Linked DNA regions of Homo sapiens: region 2 is linked to region 1. A link is an interaction called in ENCODE POLR2A ChIA-PET data of the cell type or tissue named here. Cell type or tissue: Panc1. All regions are shown on one strand.

Region 1 (2,500 bases):
TGTGTACAGGGTACAGTTTCAATTAGACAGAAGGGATAATTTCTGAAGATGTAATATACTCATGGTGACTATGGTAAATAATAATAGAGTAGATTTCAAACATTCTCATCACAAAAAATGATAAGTATGTGAGATGATAATGTGCTAATCAGTTTGATTTAATCATTCCACAATGTACTTCAATCAAAACGTCACAGTGTACACCATGCATATAGCCGAGTTTTCATTTCTCATTTTTAAAAAGTAAAAAAAAATAAAATAATTTAAGTCTTCTATCTCCAAATACATCACTAGAACAAGACATGCTTTTTGGAGAGGAGAGATGCAGCAATTGGTTTATATCGCATTTGCCAGTGAAATAAATTTAATTATTGGGACTGTTTGAATAAAATATATTAAAATATTTTTAAAAATTTAAAATGTTAACATGGTATCATTGACGAAGGCATAGCTTCCAAATTTAGAGAAAATATGTAAAGAAATAAGTGTTTTTACACAGAAAAAATTAAAAATAGTTAATAACAAGGAGGACATAAAACAAATAAGTCGAAATGAGGTAATGCAGTTTTAAAATCATATTCTTGAGGGATAGATCAGGAGATGAAAAATAGCGTATTTTAAGAGATATTTTTAAAGCAGGCTATGAAATAATAGGTTTTATTTTCTCTGAATATAGCTTTGGAAAATATAGAGCAAAGAATGGTAAGTTTTAATGGTGATAGTACAGATATATATTTTAAGATATTTATGCTTTTTAGAAATTACCTACAAAGATCTTAAAGTTCTTCTGTAACTTGAAAAACAATTCAAAATATAGGCCATTTTTAATTGAATTTTATGCATAGGTTTCAATTAAGATATTAGGCAATAGGCTTTTCCCTAATAGCTGCTCCCAAAGAAAAAAGAATTTCTCTAGGCAAAGCCATCTTTTAGCGGTTGGTAGATTTAATCTGACTCAAGCCTCGCTAAAATATCTTCCAATGTTTTTAGGTTATACTGTCTATATATTCTTAATAAATATTTATCAGCCCTGTAACTGAAGTTTCCCCAGAGTAGTAGGTAAGAAAGAAATGTGATGAGAATTCCACTCCACAGCAAGCTTTTTCTCTTTCCTTTTCTTATCCAACACTCCCCCTCACATATCTATGCCAGAATTTTTTCATACGAGCTAAAGCTGTTCTCTAAAACACAGAATGAAAGACTTAGCCCTTTCTCTAGCCAATTTTTCCCATGCATGTGATATTGCCAAAGTCATATTTATTCCCCTCAAATACTCCATTCATTAATAATATGCTGACTCCAAAACAATGAATTTTTTTTAAAGAACCGAAGAAATGCGATATTGAGGGAGCTTCAAATGGCACTGATCTTAGCTGGATGTATTCTAAGCTTATCATCACTCACTCGTGGTACTAGCAATGATTGTTTCGCACATGGCAAAATCATACATAGGTAGGAAAAAGAAGTTTATGATACTGCAAGTCTGGCCCAATGGGCAAAGTTCAAAGATCCCATGAATTTGAAGTGATTTCCTCCACTTCAGAAGTGGAAGGGGAAAACGTTCTGTATTTTCTTGTGATTGATTTAATAAAAGCAAGTGAATATTTAAAAAAGTATATGATTATAGATCCTATACAAAATTGTCCTAAAATTGTGAGAAAATTAAATTATACAATTGATGTACTCATATATTTACCTTTACTTGCAATACCTTTTCTCTCAAGTACATTGAGATAATATTCAGTGTAAGTATCAGTGAGAACTTATTTAAGTCCTCAGCGAACATTCTAATATAAATATCCTTAGCCTAGGATCATAAGTATAAAAATATTGTGAATATAAAATCATAATATTCAAACTGGTTCATAACTATATGCCCATGCAAGTTTTCTGAGGAGTAAATAATGAGTTTTATAGATGCTCCCTAAATAAAGAAACAAGGAAACTATGTCACAGTTTTATTAAGATTACAGGAATTTGGAATGTTGAATACTACATTAAGGACAATAGTGAATGAATAAATCAGCAAATACATGATTTTTAAAGGTGCTCCCTAAATAAACAAGGAAAACAATGTCGCAGTTTTATTAAGATTACAGTAATTTGTAATGTTGAATACTGCATTAAGGACAACAGTGAACGAATGTGTGTGGGCCCACGTGTATGTGTCTTCTGTCTCTGATTGTCAGCCAGTTTCCCTACATTATACATGTGCCTATGTAACCTTGGAAAAATAAACATATACTTAACACTTTTGTTAACTTTATTATTATAGGACACAGAAATAATAAAAAGGAAGTGCTTTCAGGCAGATGGAAGGGATCAGAGAAGAGACGAAGGCATGGAATACAAAATGAAACAGCAGAGAGTGCTAGAATTCAGAGTTGGAAGAAGCCATCAGCCTGGAAGAAAATCTGGCCCAAGACAGAGAAAGGTAAGAAAGCAATTAAGAGTAAGCTCAGATGTCTCTGACGTATCAGTTTTCTTTAGAATGCATTTA
Region 2 (2,500 bases), 210 kb before region 1:
ATTAAAAGTCTCTCCATGTGTTATTTTCTTTTTCTCCTCAGCTTTGCTCATTGCATCTTATTTGGCAGTATTCCCATCAAAATACACCAAATGTTGTTTCCTTTAAGGTAATCCCTCAAATTTGCAGGTCCCCCTAATGATGGCGGACCTGCCTGCAGAAAGCAGTAGTGACTGTGCTCTTTCTGCCAAAGGCTGAGCACCAAGGAGATGAATGGAAAGCAGCTGAGCTGAACACGCCCCATTTATCTTCCCAAACTTACCAACTAGAAAAGATACTCCAATGTGGTTGTGTTTGATTTAGGGAAAGTGCAGGAAGAAGTGCGGAGTACGTTACACTAATTGAATACCCTCCATAGGAAGAAAACATCAGGAGTGAGGAGAAAGTTTTGTCTTTTAACTACGTGACTGAGAGGCTCTTTTAGGCTTGTAACGGAGATTTAAAGGAGCAAAGCATTTTTTTACCCTAGGAGAAGGTTGAGTATTCTTGTGCAAGTGTAGCTATTGCTATGTAACACTATAATATTTCCACTGTGGAATTTGGGGAAGAGATAGACACGTTCACCAGGACAGAGTGAATTTTGTTAGAGGAATCTGCTCTTCCTCCACACCTGCCCTCTGCAGTGCACCTCACAGTGATCTGACTTCAGACCCCTTTCGTTCCCTAAACCATCTTGCTTCAATGTCAACAGCGATCTCCTGAGGGCCAAATCCAGCAAACATTTCCCAGTTCTCCTCCAACGTGATTGCTCTTTGATATCTGAAACTATGCTTTTGGAAATCGTTTTCAATGTCTCTTTTTCAAAACTCTCATCTTCCTTGGCTTCCTTAACCCTGCATTCTCCAGGGTCGTTAGCTGGACCTCTGAAAGCTCCTCTCCTTTCTCCTCTTCTAAGACATCATCCTTTGTGCACTCCTTGAACAAAGTAATTCCTTAGGTGTCTGCCCCCAGCTCCGCTGGCATCTAGTTGTAGACTTTTTACCTTGGCAATGTACTTTTGGCTGTGGTTTCTACAACAATCCCCATGAAAGTAACTCGGCTGTAAATGAAACTCTCAACTTTCTACGGAACATACATGTATTTTCAATATTCAAAGTAAATATGTCCAACACTAATTTTTTTTTATCAGAACTTGCTTTCCTTTATATATTCATTTCCTCAGTCAATCAGATCCTCATTCTTAAGTCACTGAGGTCAGAAATTGCCTGGTCACATAGTCATGTTGAAGGCTGTTTATCTTAGAGATTTGTCATGCTCTGGAATTAGTTAGATCTAGGTTCAGGCCCAGCTCTGCAATTACCAGCTATGTGATCTTCAGCAAGCTACCGAATTCCCATCCCTTCCCTTATCTGTAAAACAGACATAGTAAGCAGAACGCACCTCACAGGGCTGTTAAGGAAGATTTAATGAGATAAATGTGCATGGAGTCCTTAATACACTGGTGGACGCAGAGAAATCTGATATTTACCTGTTATTACAGTGTTTGTTGTAACTCTGGATTGTCTTTAAATTATGTGCCCTTCTTTTATATCTGCTGCCATTACCTTATTTCCTTTCCTCATGTGAATTATTGCATCCGACTAGTTTCTTTGTTTATAGTTTCTCACCCTTTAAATCCATCATTTCTACTGTCACAAACTTTACCTTATGATAGCCCAGACCTATTCATGCCACACTCTGCTGCTTTAATACCCTACTGGCTCCTGTTAGTCTACAAAATAATGTTCAGTCCCTAGCATGGTAGCCAGGGCTTTTAATAATATGCTTACAACCTGCTTTCTTCCTCACACACTTAGGCTGCAGGCATGCTGGACTTTTCACTGTCCCTGAGTGCACTTTCATAAACACATGACTTTTTGGCAAAAAAAGAAAAGGAAAAAAAAACTCTCAGCCTGAAATTCTCTAAGCTGTTCATGCTGCAAATATGAATGAAAATTTTTTTCTTTTCTACTTGATTGACAAATTTTATCTTACTGTCCTCGTGCATGTATACATTCATATACATACACAATATTTATATTTAACCTCATAACAGTGGTTTACTTGTTCATGCCTGCAACAACGTTTTAAGCTCCTTAAAAGCAGGGACCATGACTAATTCTTCGAACTTAGTCACCATATCTAGTATGGCCATAGTGGATGATTAGAAAACACATAAGGAAATGAACTTGTAACTCTAATAACCTTCTAAGTTAGGGTTTTAAGATTGTGGATTCTACTCTTTCACCAAGTTAGCTTATGTTTTGATAAGTATTTGCCTCTTTAATATTTCGATGGTACTGTGCAAGGAAATCCATGGCCTGTTAACAGCAGCTGGCCATGTTAGCTTGCCCATGAAGAACAGAGAAAATGTGGGAGGCAATACGGTGACAGTGGTGTAATTAAAATGTTAAAAATTAAAACTGAAATGTAACTGCTAGTTATAATAAGTAAATAGATCAACATAAGATTTTTAAATTAAAGTAGCAAGAACAGTTACAGCAAGAGTCCAGATGGACAGCG

What was found. Peaks named below come from ENCODE experiments on the same cell type or tissue, not always from the same donor. Only the 100,000 strongest peaks of a DNase experiment are listed, where the experiment ranks them.
Region 2: POLR2A ChIA-PET joins it to region 1 with 6 read pairs; 2 of 35 experiments call an interaction of 5 or more read pairs at or near these places.

Annotation. Positions count from the first base shown.
Region 1 is chr4:176,759,494-176,761,993 of GRCh38, forward strand. The region is part of intron 1 of VEGFC (vascular endothelial growth factor C); the gene reads right to left. Among named protein-coding and RNA genes, the nearest start is that of VEGFC, 32 kb to the right of the region's middle. In Panc1, no CTCF peak of the experiment used is centred here; no DNase peak of the experiment used is centred here; H3K27ac peaks cover 281 bases.
Region 2 is chr4:176,547,545-176,550,044 of GRCh38, forward strand. No RefSeq gene overlaps it. Among named protein-coding and RNA genes, the nearest start is that of HAFML, 110 kb to the right of the region's middle. In Panc1, no CTCF peak of the experiment used is centred here; a DNase peak (open chromatin) is centred at 1,288.